2 separate regions of the Homo sapiens genome follow, and region 1 is linked to region 2. Evidence: chromatin contacts called from ENCODE Hi-C or POLR2A ChIA-PET data. All regions are on one chromosome and are shown on one strand. Each heading gives the region's core, a stretch centred on a gene start or an enhancer-like site at or near the end of the contact. The rest is flanking DNA. Distances are from core to core; before and after follow the strand shown. Region 1 overlaps INCR1 (interferon stimulated noncoding RNA 1). Region 2 overlaps RIC1 (RIC1 partner of RAB6A GEF complex).

Region 1 (6,992 bases), core at 1,112-3,611, 180 kb before region 2:
TAGACTTTTTAAAGCAACTTCTGATATGCATGTCAATGGCATTTCTTATAATAGAAAAGTCCCTTAGGAGTTTGGTTAGTATGATCCAGTTTTTTAGTCTAATTCTGAGTTTACTCACAGAATCAATTTTCTAGACCTTTGAGATAAGACCTGGTGGTGTCAACAAGAACACCATTTGACCCAGCAGAAATACCATTTGACTCAGCAACCCCATTACTGGGTATATACCCAAAGGAATACAAATCCTTCTATTATAAAGATACATGCACACGTATGTTCACTGCAGTACTATTCACAATAGTAAAGACATAAAATCAACCTAAATGCCCATCAGTGATAGACTGGATAAAGAAAATGTAGTGTATATATACCATGGAATACTATGCAGCCATAAAAAGGAACAAGATCATGTCCTTTGCAGAGACATGGATGGAGTTGAAAGCCATTCTCCTCAGCAAACTAACACAGGAACAGAAAACCAAACACTGCATGTTCTCACTTACAAGTGGGAACTGAATGATGGAACACATGAGCACATGGGGGGAACAAAACACACTGGGGCCTGTCAGAAGCGGGGGTAGGAGGAGGGAGACCATCAGGAAAAATAGCCAATGGACGCTGGGCATTAGGTAATGGGATGATCTGTGCAGCAAACCACTATGGCACACGTTTACCTATGTAACAAACCTGCACATCCTGCACATGTACCCCTGAACTTAAAATAAAAGTTAAAAAAAATTTAGAATGGGAAAAAAGGACAGAAGGAAGTATGCTAAAATATGAATAAGATTTTGTTAAAGTGTTGGGGTTGTATGTAATTTCCTTCTTTTCTCTGTTTTACAAGATGTTTTGTAACGTAGTATAGTAACTTTCATAAAATGTTATTTTAAGTAGTTTTCCTCTGTGACATGGAAATGAGATCTCTGTAGAGCTTACTGAAGAAACATCATGGTGTTCAGAAACAGCAATGGTACTCCTGGCAATATGTGTTATTAGGAATATGAATATCTGTCAATTGTTTACAAAATTTTGGGGGATCCCTCTAAGGAGTTTTTTTCTTAAAGTTGAGAAAAAAAACCCTAAAAGCTCATTTTCTTTCCTTTCTTCCTCTCCTTTGTTTTCTCAACTATAAAATTAGAATGGCAATAACAGTGGCTATCTTTGTCAATGTCATGAGATTATGGGTAATTTTTTTCTTTATATTCTTCTTGTATTTGAAAAGCTTAAAAAATAAACATTTTAAATTCAAAAAAAATCTTTAAGCAATTCTTTAAAAATATTTTGAAATTTTAGAATTTCAGCATCTGCTTATTATAAATCAAAAGGTCACATAAATGGCAGATATAATGTTTCTGGGGCAGAATTTTTAGATGCACAACTTGTGTTTTTTCCCTATGTCAAGTACAAACTTTCACCTGTGTTTTTATGAGAATCTAAAGAGAAACTACAAGAAAAGTGTACTAAGTTAAAGTTTGAAAAGGCACTGGGTTTGCCAGCATCCTGCCTGCCTAATCAAACATCATGCAGCTCCAGCACAGAATGCATGACTGAGCTGCGTCAGAACATGTGAGGTTCATGTGATTGGAGGAGCTGCCAGCATCTTTCCACTAGTGCTCTGGGGAGTTGTCTTCAAGAACTAACGTCCTGAAGGCAGAAAACTCAAGGGTGGGGAATGAAAGGGGTCTTTCCAAAATATAAAAACTTTTCTGAGTGTTCTCAAAATGAAGACAAAGAAAGAACAGCTTCTGTGTGTGAGTATGTTATAGTGGAATGTGACATTTGAAAGCTGTTAGGGAAAATGCCAGTCTGGCAGGCTACAGCTGTATCCCCTGAGAAGCACAATGGAAAGTTTAAGTCCAGGTTGACCAGAGCCTCTACTTTCTTACACTCATCAATGAGACAGGGTGATTCACTGGACTACCCTGACACAGTCCCCTCCCTTTCAAGGCTGTGTGGCATAAAGGCAGCTCATCTAGTCCCCAGGGTGTTTCAGACTCTGTCTTAGGACTCTGAAACCCCCAGTCAGCACTGTGTACTTGTGAGAAATACAAAGTATGTATTAGATATGCTCTACCTTGAGTTTGAGGAATGTATAGTGAGCTGGAGAAATACACCACAAAAACCAAAGCTACATGCAATCAAGTGACTGATAAGTGGGACCAGACCATAAGACCCAAAGGAATTCAGGGTGGGTGGGAGCTCCCCATGGACAGGAGTAGCCCAAGAGAGCAGGGAGGGAAAGAAAAATGCAATTTGGGAGGCCGAGGCTGGCAGATCACTTGAGGTCAGGAGTTAGAGACCAGCCTGGCCAACATGGTGAAACCCCGTCTCTACTAAAAATACAAAAATTAGCCGGGCGTGGTGATGAGTGCCCACCAGTTACTTGGGAGGCTGACGCAGGGGAATTGCTTGAGCCTGGGAGGAGGAACTTCCAGTGAGCTGAGATCACGCCACTGCACTCCAGCCTGGGCGACAGAGCAAGACTCCATCTCAAAAAAAAATTTTTTTAAGTTTACAAAGCATTTTCAAATGTCTTGTTATACTAGTTGAGCCTCACTACCACCTGGTAAAGGGAGTAGAACAAATATTCACATTTTATGGATGAGGAAACTTGGGCTTATAGAAGTTAAGTAACTTGCCTAATTTATCCCATTTCTTTTTCAGTAAAGTTACCAGTTTGGGCTGGGCATGGTGGCTTACACTTGTAATCCTAGCACTTTGGGAGGCTGAGGCAGGCAGATGGCTTGAGCTCAGGAGTTCAAGACCAGCCTGGGCAACATGGCAAAACCCTATCTCTACAAAAAATACAAAAATTACCCAGGTGTGATGGTGCACGCCTGCAGTCCCAGCTACTGGGGAGGCTGAGGTGGGAGGATCGACTGAGCCCAGGAGGTTGAGGCTGCAGTAAGTTGTGAATACACCACCACACTCTAGCCTAGGAAACAGAATGAGACCCTGTCTCAAAAAGAAAAAAAAAAAGTTACCAGTTTGGTAGCTTAGGGAGTTACAAGTTTGGTAGCTCATGGAGTTGCCATAGACATAGAATATATTGATTTTTAATCACAGCACACAACAAGATGTACATTTATATCCTTGTGAGTAAGTGAATATGGTTGAGAGAAGAGGTTAGGTTGACAAAGCAACTACTAAAAAATTGTCTTTTTCCCTCTGTCTTATGGGTAACTTGGATGAAAACATAGAAGATGAGCTTATAATATATGATGATTAATAAAGTAGGGAGAGAGAGTCAGTTGGATAGAAGAGTTTCTATTTCAAAATCCCAGGTTGCCACAGTGGCTCACACCTGTAATCTCAGCATTTTAGGAGGCCGAGGCGGGCAGATCACTTGAGGTCAGGAGTTCAATACCAGCCTGGGCAACATAGCAAAACTCCATCTCTACAAAAAATACAAAGATTAGCCAGGTGTGGTAGTGTGTGCCTGTGATCCCTGCTAATTGGGAGGCTGAGGTGGGAGGATCGCTTGAGCCCGGGAGGTTGAGGCTGCAGTGAGCCAAGATTGTACCACTGCACTCCAGCCTGTACAACAGCATGACGCCCTGCCTCAAAAAATAAAAATAAAAAATAAAAAAATTAAGTCCCAGGTTGAATCACGAGGTCAAAACCAAAGAGGTAGAATGAAAGGTCCTGCTTTTGATCCACACACCTAAGATGGAAGAGCAGTTTATTAGCAGTTAATATGAAAAAGTTCTGGGGATTTAATAGAAAAGAATTTAAACAGTATCATACTCATAAACTACAAATGTGCCCTAAGTACAAATGCAGGTTGAATTGAAATCCAATTGCTTAAAAACTAAGGAGGTTGGGCATGGTGGTTCATGCCTATAATCCCAGCCCATTAAGAGGCCAAGGCAGGTGGATCACTTGAGCCCAGGAGTTTGAGACCAGCCTGGGCAACATGGCGAAACTGCGTCTCTATAAAAAATACAAAAATTAGCTGGGCGTGATGGCGCACACTTGTAGTCCCGATACTAGGGAGGCTTAGGTAGGAGGATCACCTGAGCCCAAGGAGATCAAAGCTGCAATGGGCCATGACCTCACCACTGCACTCCAGCCTAGGCAACAAAGTGAGACCCTGTCTCAAAACAAAACAAAAACACTAAGGAGAACTTCAGCAGTGTTGACAGGACACTGTTCAGAACTGGGAACAAATAGTCCTATGGAACCTACTATGTCTAGGCCAGCCTACCTCTAGAATATTTTGTTCTATTCTGGGCCCGACTTGTTAATTGGGACATGAATAAATGAGAGTAGATCTAGAGGGAAGCACCCAAGATGGCAATCGGGCTTGAAGCCACCCCTAGACTAGGAATATTGGAAGAAGCTGGGCGCATTTCTCCTGGAGAAGAATTATCAAGGGAAGACATGAGAGCCAAGATCAATGGGTGCAAGTTACATTGAAGAAGAATTTGGCCCAGAAATGGAAAGAATTCACTAACAACTAGAGCTGTTCATCAAAGGTTAACCTCCTGGTTCCTGGATATATCTACATAGCCTGGAGCTACCATTTTTCAGGATACTCTGGAAAGTATTCTTCCCTTAGGTGATGAATTACAAATCTTCTTACTCTAAGATCCCATAATTCTTCAAACTAGACACTTAACTCCTATGAGCCTCAGTTTCCTGAGAAGACTAAAATGAAATGGCTTGTAAATCCCCTTCCAGCTCTAACTTTCTATGAAGTACTTGGTCCTAAAGGGTACCCTCGTTTATGTTTCACAGAGATACCAGAAACAGGAGTCTTTTATCTTCAACTTGACTCTCAAGATGTTATCCTCAAGTGAACTTTTTTCTACCAGCTGAAATATGTCCTTAAAATCTTTGAGTCAATGAATCATGAAATGAGCCAGGTTTTCAAATCTCATTTGTAGGGTTCCTTAAGAACTATGTCCACTTGCCACATTCTTTTCTGAATATTATTCTTTTTTTCTTCAACCCTGTTTTTTAACCCAAACATCCTGTTTTCAAACATCCTGTTTTCAACCCTCTTTGTATCTAAGGATGGAACAAGGCTGATGACACAGACAAGAAACTTGTAAAACATAGCAAGTATCTGCCTTTTATTTGGTGAATAATGTCAGGACTAGAGAAGGGCTGATGTGAAATTCTGGGCTGGGCTTTAAGGCTTTAAGGCATAGTTTTGCCTCAAAGAATTGCCTCCACACAGGACAAGTCACTGTAAGCAAAGTATGTGGCTGCATCTGGACATGACAGGAGGTGAGCTGGGAAGTCCCTGCCCTTTCCCTGCACATGCACTTACCCCATTTCTCCATCTTTCTACCTCAACACTTCACCTTCAGAGATAATTTCTTTCAGGCCTCAAAGCATTTTTAGACTTTAAGTTCTTTTGTTGCTGTTTATTAGCTCAACCAGGGCCATGTACCAGAACCTGGGGGAAAGGGCCATTTCTATGGAAATGGAGATAGGGTCCAGGCCTATCCTGAGAAAGTGCAATCATGAGGAGACCATCCTGTTCTTTCTCATGTATTTTATCATTCATTTGGTACTAAGCACTGTACTAGGCACCAAGATAGATAGTAAAACATCAGCCTTGTCTTCAAAGGGTTTGCAGATCACAGAAGCCCTCTCTCTCTCTCATCTTTTACATAGATGATATCCTATATAACAAGAAGAGATGTCACAGGATGACTAAAACAGGCAAAGCAGCTGGAATATGTGTGTGGCTGGGGCAGCCCATGACAGGGCCTTAACCCTAGTAATGACGCTGACAGCTTTAGTCACTGAGGGGAGTGGCCAGAACCTGCTGGTTTGGTCAATGGGGGACAACAATCAAGTAAGGGAAAAGTGATCTTATAAGGACTGGAGGGAAGTCAACAGAAAATCTCAGCCAAGTGCCATACATTTTTTTCTATAGAGTTCTATATTTTCTGGAACTCATATACAGAATTAAGTAAGAGTCACCCTGGGCTATATTGGTAAGGGCAAAGAGCTGGAATTTCTTACAACTTTATTTTGAAGCCTCAAGCAGCGGAAGGCAGATGGAAGAAGTAACATGTGGTGGTGGTTCTCAGAATTTTTACCACCCCCAAAACATGGAAGATAATTCCTCACTCTCCGGTCAGTAACAACCACTGACTTCTGCAAAGATTCACAGCCATTTGGGGTACATATCAGAATATCATGGAGAAGCAGGAAGTGGGGAGCAATTTCATAAAGCTTCCTACTTGAGTCTAATATAACCCTTTCCTACCTGCCCTGAGATCTATAGGTAGCTTGCCTGAGTTGAATCCAGCTCTGCCATTAACCAGCTGCATGACTACAGACAAGTCGTTCTCTTTGAACCTTAGTTTCCTCATACATAAAATAACGAACCTTACCTGGCAGTGTTATTGAGAGGAACTACAGAACCTATCACAGTTAGTATATAGCAATATAGCCAGATCTTTTTTTTTTTGTTTTTGAGACAGAGTCTCACTGTGTTGCCCAGGCTGGAGTGTAGTGGCACGCTCTTGGCTCACTGCAACCTCTACCTTGCAGGCTCAAGCGATTTTCTTGCCTCAGCCTCCCAAGTAGCTGGGATAAAGACACCCACCACCAAGCCCAGCTAATTTTTGTATTTTTAGTAGATATGGGGTTTCACAGTGTTGGCCAGGCTGGTCTCAAACTCTTGACCTCAAGTGATCCGCCTGTCTCGTCCTCCCAAAGTGCTCGGATTATAGGCATGAGCCACTGCGCCTAGCCCATAAAGCTAGATCTTAATGAGCAATTAGCTACTAGTACAATAATTTGTTTTAAAAGCTATATTATAGGATAACAGAGTCTACTCAGTCAGCCTTTATGCAAAAGTGAAAATCTTGGGATTCTCAGAAATATGCTCTCAACAGTAAATGCCCTATGTAACAAGGTGCACCAGCTTAGGCTGGGGCCATTGGGCCCATAAAATCTTCATTGTTAAAGTTAAGAAGTTGGGTACAAGGACAGAGAAAAGCTACTATTCCCAAGTTGCCAAATTA
Region 2 (7,855 bases), core at 5,097-7,596:
AGAGAAAGTATAATCCCGTAGTTTCTGGGTAAAGTAACAGGGTAAGAAGTAGGGCGACCAGGACCCACGTTGCATAACTTTCTATTTCAGTGGTTTCTAAACTTCATGTCAACTGGGAACCTACTGTCAGAGGAAAATTCTATGTGGATTTATTTGTCATCCCTGTCTGGGCAGTCTGTCTTTTACTTCCTATCGAGGCACTTCGATCAAACCTCAACACTCCATAAAATAATTAGAAAACAGACTAGACTAGACTATCCAGTTATGGGGAATTTAATATTACTTATATGAATCTAAAATCAATTTTGTTACCTTCTATCCCAGTTCTCTATTCTTTGTAGAAGACATTGTAAAAGCTAGTCCCTCTTCCACATGATGACCCGTAAAATATCTGCAGACAGTTAACATTCCTTGGCTTCTCCTTCTCTCCTCAAACCTCTCTGTCATCTTATCTGCATGCTAAATACTTCCATATGTCCAACTATTTCATTGGATGTTTATTCTAGACCCCTTAAGCATCTTGGTCTCCCTTCTTTTTTTTTTTTTTTTTTTGTCCTTTTTTCTTTTTTTTTTTGAGATGGAGTCTCACTCTATCGCCAGGCTGGAGTGCAGTGGTGCAATCTTGGCTCAGTGCAACCTCTGCCTCCCAGGCTCAAGCAATTCTCCCGCCTCAGCCTCCCAACTAGCTGGGACTGCAGGTGCACGCCACCACGCCCAGCTAATTTTTGTATATTTAGTAGAGACAGGGTTTCACCATGTTGGCCAGGATGGTCTCAATCTCTTGACCTCATGATCTGCCCACCTCGGCCTCCCAAAGTGCTGGGATTAAGGGCGTGAGCCATCGTGCTCGGCCTTGGTCTCCCTTCTATAGGTAAAATTGGTTTTCTCCTTTAAAATATAGTTCCCATTTCCTCTGCAAACCTTATTTAATGGTAACCAGTTAGTCCTAATTGATAAGGGAATATACTGTTTTACAGAAGTTTAGATAAAAGGTGTGAAAAAAAGTGACAATTTAAAAATCATTTTGCAGTCCTGAGGAACTAATCAGTCTTATCACTAAAAATGGGAAAACCAGATATGGTATGCTTCTTGAGGTGATATAACATGAAGTTCACAAGAATTATTGCCAAAAATCTTGAACCCAAATCAAATCAAGTATAGAGAGTCATCTTCCCTACCACAAGGGAGCAGAATACAAGACATTCTGTTGGACAGCTACAAGTCACTAACATGGGGGAAGAAGGAGTGAATCTTCTAGATTAAATAAGACTTTGAAGCCATAAAAACCAAATGCAGTGGTTAAAAGTCATTTGTGAGGCAAATGTGATAATCACTACCCTGCAGAACCAAGTCAGTAAGCTCATTTGTATCTTCATTCAAATCAGCTATGAAAAGACACTGTTGAAACAATTAGGGATATTTAAATACTAATGGAGAGAGAAAGTAGGGAATAATTGTAAATTTTATTGGATGTGATACTAGCATTGTAGCTATGTTAGCAGATGCCCATATATTTTAGGAATGCATATTAAACATGTAGAAGTAAAATGGGTAGCATGTCTTAATTGAAAATATTCTGACAAAACTGAAAAAAAAATAAGGGATGGATGGAGCACATAAGGCAAAATCTTGATAATTGTGAATCTGGATAATGGCAGTGTGAAAGTTCATTATACTATTCTCCATACTTTTAATCATGTTTAAAGTTTTCATATTTAAAAAAGGACTCTTATATATCCCAGATAGAGTAGGCAACCAGTGGCATCAGTAGTCCTGGATACCATATTTTGAGAGGGCCTTTCACAAAGAGAAGGTGCTTAATTTGGCTAGAGCAGATTAAGAAGTTAAAATTGACTGATTACCATAGAGGGAAGACAAAGAATGCTGGAGCAAAGTAAGTTTTCATTTAATACTAAAGTTTTCAAAAAAAATAGTAGTAACAGTGAAAACTCTTCAACAGCAAGATAGTCTCTCCATGAGAGTGAGCTCCTTGTTACTGAAACTCTCATAGAGAATCATCTGCCAGGGGTTTTTTTAGGGTAAGAGATTGAGTTTGGGGTTCCTTCAAATTTAGGATTTTGGGCATACATGTAGCCCTTGCTTTTTCTGAAAGCTTTATTAAAGTTGCTTGAGAGTGCTGTTGCAGTCATCTTTAACGTTATCAGAAAGTGTTGAATACTAAGATAGGATACTGATAATACCCACTCACTGAAGAAAAGAGAAGTGTACTTTTTTAATGAATTAGTATGAAATGTGGTGAAATCTACCATCTTAAAACTTAAGGTAGTCATTATAAACATTACTCATATTGTGGTGAATTACAGTAAATGCCTTTAAGGTCTTTTGAAGTGTTTTAGTGTATGCAGTTCCCAGTCATGCTGTTTTGCTGCAGGTGTTTGTCTTTTTCTTTTTCCTCTGCCATCTAGCTACATTTTACTGTTATCCAGGTGTCTGACTCTTCTAGTTGCCACACACCTAAATTCCATGTTCACTTCTCATACCTCCAAATTACTTTCTGGATAGATAACCAATTTTTTTATTTAGTCATTTCTTTATACATAATCCCCTGTAGAATCTGAAAGCAGTAAGCAAGAGTAGTTTGTATAGCCAAGTATTTTGCAACTAGAATATATAGGGTGGCTGCTGTTTTCTTGATGAACCCTAAATGATCATTGGTAGCTTAAATTCAGCCAGCCAGCATGCAGCAAAGCCTGGGACACAATCCCACAAGTTTTGAATACTCACTCTTTCCTCCCTGAAATTCTTTCCTTCTGTTTATATAGCATGTATAGCATTGTGCTTCCCTATTTCTCTTTTGTCTTCCAAAAGCTCAGGTGATGGCCCGCTGCTCTTTTTACCCTGGCTAGTGTGCCTGAGAAACATCTGTCTGTCTCCTTCAGTTTACCAGCCTCACCTTTTTTTTTTTTTTTTTTTTTTTTTTTGAGACGGAGTCTTGCTCTGTCACCCAGGCTAGAGTGCAATGGTGCAATCTTGGCTCACTGCAGCCTCCGTCTCCCGGGTTCAAGTGATTCTCCTGCCTCAGCCTCCCAAGTAGCTGGGATTACAGGCACCTGCCACCACGCCCGGCTTATTTTTGTGTTTTTAGTAGAGACGGGGTTTCACCATTTTGGCCAGGTTGGTCTTGAACTCCTGACCTCGTGATCCACCCACCTCAGCCTCCCACCAAATGCTGGGATTACAGGTGTGAGCCACTGCGCCCAGCCTGGCCCAGCCTCACCTTTAAGCTTCTGATGCTGGTACAGTCGTCTCTGATTTAGTGATTGCTCACATTTTTACTTGGAATTCTTAAGAATTTTTTTTTATTTTTTCAAATTAAATGAGCCAAAAAGAAAAAGGGAAACTCTTTGGTTTTCCCTTCCCTAATTTCTCTTCCTGTCTTCTATCAGTGATAATAACTTCAACTTCTCTAGCACCTCAGCTAACCTGGAAATCATCTTTGGTTCATCTCTTTTTCTACCTTTCATGTCTAGGATAGCAGTAAGTTCTGTTTTTTAACCAAAATGTTCCTTCCTCTTTACAGATAGAAATGACTTGATATCTGAGGTTCCTTTTAAAACAGGGCTGCTCAAAGTTTAATGTGCATAATGGTTTAAGTTGCGTGATAGGGCTCAATTGGAAATCATTATACTAGGCTCTCTGAGGTTTGATTGAAATTTTTCATTATAAAAAGGCAGACTATTTCCTCATTTCTGAAGTCAACACCCATGAAATCTGCCTCTCCTCAGTAACCTATCCTGATTAACTCTGATTTTTTAAATAACTGTCTTATTCAAGAACCATAAGTAGTGGCTTCTTTCCTGCTGCTCTTTTACCTGGCTTTCTGAATCCTCCTTGAAGGTCTGTTACCATCCAGCTTTGTTCTCATAATGTCCCTAGTCTAGCCAGACTGTTCTCACTTTCCCAATAGTTCCATGTCTTCGTTTTCCATTAGATTACCAACCCTTACTCTCCCACACGTGTATGTCTTCCTCATCTGTCAGGTTCACTGCATCCTTTTAAACTTTCTGTTGTTATGACAGCTAGATCACTGAAGTGATCTCTCATTTTTATAAACTTCTAAAGTTGTCTTAGCTTTTTCAGGATAATTCAACTCTGCCCTCAATCTTATGTCACTGGTGGTGTTCATTAATTGCATTATGTGTTAGGCTTTGTACCATCCTAGCCAGAAAGCTCCTTATATTCCCACAGAGCCTAGCAGAATGGCTGTACATAGTACAACCTCAATAAATAATGTAGATTGTTTGACCTATAAACCTTATGGATTGGGGGGAGATGCGGAAAGCATACCGATACAGAAGTATGAATTTAGCTGCTTTTTCTTAAATTTCAGGCTCGTGGTGCAGAGAGCATTATGTTAAACCTGGCAGGACAGCTCATCATGATGCAGAGGGACAGGTCAGGCCCACAGATCCGGGAGAAGGACAGTAACCCTAATAACCAAAGGAAACTTGTGAGTAAAGTACTAGTCATTTCTTTTCAAACATTAAGAAGGTATGGGATGAGGATGAAGGAATGAAACAATTTAAGAGAAGAGTATTTTATGATTTGGAAAGGAGAAATTAAGTCCATAAAATCAGTCTTAAGCCTCTGGGTGTAAGACTGACTGACTGGAGGATAAGGTCCCAAAATGATCATGAAATGTTCCATACTCCATATGTTAACTGCTTAGGCATCATTCATTGCAAATTCTAATGGAAAAAATAGGGATAGACTGGTGAAGTTCATGGGGTGTTTTGTTTTCAGATTTAAGTGTATATACTTTAAAAGGCCAGGATACTTTTATTAACTCTAATTCTAATTAGATCCCTTTGCTTTTCCCAAAAAAATATTATACTATCATTTGAAAGACTTAGTAAACTAGTACCTAGGAACTTAAGAACCTGCAGATTTAATAGGAAAACAACTTGATTCTTGTCTCTCCTTCTCCAGCTGCCATTCTGTCCTCCTGTTGTACTAGCCCAGTCTGTTGAAAATGTCTGGACAACGTGTCGAGCAAATAAACAGAAACGTCACCTTCTGGAGGCCCTCTGGCTGAGCTGTGGTGGTGCAGGGATGAAAGTTTGGCTCCCTCTCTTCCCTAGGGATCACCGCAAGCCCCATTCCTTCTTGTCCCAGCGGATCATGCTGCCTTTCCACATCAACATTTACCCGCTAGCTGTTCTGTTTGAAGATGCTTTAGTCCTTGGTGCTGTCAATGACACTTTGCTCTATGATTCTTTATATACTCGGAACAATGCTAGAGAACAGCTGGAGGTGCTCTTCCCTTTCTGTGTTGTGGAGAGAACCTCTCAGATCTACCTCCACCACATTCTACGTCAACTTCTGGTCAGAAACCTTGGGGAGCAAGCCTTGCTCTTGGCCCAGTCCTGTGCCACATTACCTTACTTCCCTCATGTGCTGGAGCTCATGCTCCATGAAGTACTGGAAGAAGAAGCTACCTCACGGGAGCCCATTCCCGACCCTCTGCTTCCCACTGTGGCAAAATTTATCACTGAGTTCCCCCTCTTCCTGCAGACAGTTGTCCATTGTGCCAGGAAGACCGAATATGCCCTGTGGAATTACCTTTTTGCAGCTGTTGGAAACCCTAAGGACTTGTTTGAGGAGTGTTTGATGGCTCAGGATTTGGACACAGCTGCCTCTTACCTTATTATCTTACAGGTAACAATTCTCTTCTTATAAAGGGGCAAGAATTAATGAGCTTAAACTTAGAAAAATAGAAATGTCCTGTTTTGACACCATGATTGTGTTTAAGGAATTCATAGTCAAATTTTCTGTTTATATCTTTAATTTGGAAGAATTCAGACAGATTCCTTTGAATATCATAAAGTAACATTGCAGAGATATTTTTTCCATTGTCCATAAATAGGCCTAAAACAGATTAATGAGTTCAGAGTAGTGTTTTGAAATTTTAATATATTGAAGAAATTTAATATGTATATTAGAATACATGTAATAGGAACATGGAAGAAATATTACATAAGATTATTGAAATATTACATAAGAAACATAGCAAAGAAAGTATTATTTGAGATATTAGTGAGTTTGAGCTTCTCACAACAGTAGATTTGTTTCCTTTCAGTGTGGGTTACTGAGGGGACACTTATTAGAGCATGGTCATAACAGAGCACCTTGAGCTAGTCTTCCCCAAAGCAAGCTGAGAAGGCTCAGGCCTGCCACAGCAAAGACCCTCATAGCACACAGTTTTTCTCAAAATAATGGCTTCTTTGCAACTCCTGAAAATTTATTTCATTAGCTATTTGACAAAAGGGCTTGACAGTTGGTTATTTGATAGGCTACACTTAAAGATTCTTTCCAGTTACTGCAAAGTTGTTTCCATTGATGTAAGAAGCTAACCATAAACCTGGTTTCAATCTCTGCCTGAAGCAGATTTCCTGTCAGCTTCTTTGCTTCATGACAATGAACTGAAACCAGAGGAGACACTCAAGCAGAGGCCAGGTGGCCTTGAAGTATGATTCCATGGCTAACCCTAAAGAAAAAGACATAGGGTTTTAAAAATAGAATCAAAATAAATGCAGCTGTTTTTTGGTTCCGGGTCACTCCCTGCAACTTCACTGTATCTCCCTGACAATGTAATTTTTTTCTGCAACAGAATTCCTAAGTTGCTATGGATTGGCAGATAATAATTACAATTACAGTTGTCTATTAGGCACCTTTCCATAAAGACCAAGATAGGCAGGTTAAATTTGTGAAAGAAAAATGGAGGATTCTGAATGTGCAGCAGAACTTTACTACTTGCTATTGCCCAAAGCAAAGATTCTAGTCACATCCTCAGAAAACTCTGCAACAGGAGACAGACCTGACCTATTTTGGAGTCAGGCAAACCTCCCTTTTTTTTCTTCCTTTTCTGCTGATCTTCAACAATTTACTTAACTCAGTTTCCTCACTTGTAAAATACAAATGATATGCCTATCTGCAGAGTCACTGGGAGAAATAAATGAAATGACTTAAAGTATATGTATGCTATCTGGCATGTAGTAGGAGTTTAATAAATTATAGTTTACATACACCAGAAGAGTACTTGCCTCGCTTTTCCTTGTATGGTACTTTTTAATCTTATTATTAAACTAACCCCTGTGGTGGTGTGGCTACATTCTTTGAGTTTAGAAAACGAGATAAAGAATTGCTCATATCTTCCCAAATTGTGTAGTATAAAAAGAATGCTGTCCTGGTTGTTTTTTGTAGAATATGGAAGTCCCTGCAGTAAGTAGGCAACATGCTACCCTTCTATTCAACACAGCACTAGAACAAGGCAAGTGGGACCTTTGTCGACACATGATTCGATTTCTTAAAGCCATTGGCTCTGGAGAATCTGAGACACCTCCATCCACACCCACAGCTCAGGTTAGTTGCAAAAGTTACACATCTTCTCTAGGCCATACACCCACGTAGCATCTTTCTCTAATGGTACTGCATATGGTGTGTAATCCTAGGAACCCAGTTCAAGTGGTGGATTTGAGTTCTTCAGGAATCGAAGCATCAGTTTATCCCAGTCAGCTGAAAATGTTCCTGCCAGTAAATTCAGTTTACAGAAAACACTAAGTATGCCATCTGGTCCCTCTGGAAAAAGGTAAAATAATAAAGAGCCATTACTGCTTTTTGGGCATTCATGACACATTGCATTTCAAGACATTTACAAAATTAGGTCTTAATGGAAACAACTATTTAATCCAATTGCAGTTTCTTTTTCCATTCCCAAAAAGCAGAGGCCACACAGAAGGCTTCCCTTTTTCCTTCCTCCCAAGTTCACTTCAGCACCCTCTGAATAGTTTCTGCCCCTTTTTCTGGAATAGATCTTCATGTACCTGTTCTGAAT

Evidence for each region. A loop is a pair of places that touch in the nucleus more often than their neighbours do. ChIA-PET counts read pairs that join two places held with the same protein, here RNA polymerase II (POLR2A). Pooled maps may share reads with other maps.
Region 1: a pooled map shows a loop between it and region 2 (2.4-fold over the local background). The contact joins two enhancer-like sites. A Hi-C loop is called at or near these places in 2 of 37 single-sample maps with no recorded cell type and 5 of 50 pooled maps. POLR2A ChIA-PET finds 5 or more read pairs at or near these places in 2 of 52 experiments (WTC11 and activated CD4-positive, alpha-beta T cell).

Annotation. Positions count from the first base shown.
Region 1 is chr9:5,581,495-5,588,486 of GRCh38, forward strand. All of the region lies in intron 1 of INCR1 (interferon stimulated noncoding RNA 1), which reads right to left. Among named protein-coding and RNA genes, the nearest start is that of RIC1, 44 kb to the right of the region's middle. Within about 2 kb of position 2,362, at least 8 of the 41 ENCODE cell types and tissues checked have a DNase peak (open chromatin) inside an H3K27ac peak, as active enhancers do.
Region 2 is chr9:5,758,190-5,766,044 of GRCh38, forward strand. It overlaps RIC1 (RIC1 partner of RAB6A GEF complex), which reads left to right. Exons shown (of 26, transcript NM_020829.4): 18 at 4,352-4,471; 19 at 4,951-5,679; 20 at 7,225-7,383; 21 at 7,473-7,609. Among named protein-coding and RNA genes, the nearest start is that of ERMP1, 71 kb to the right of the region's middle. RefSeq lists an enhancer at 4,219-5,418. Within about 2 kb of position 6,347, at least 2 of the 41 ENCODE cell types and tissues checked have a DNase peak (open chromatin) inside an H3K27ac peak, as active enhancers do.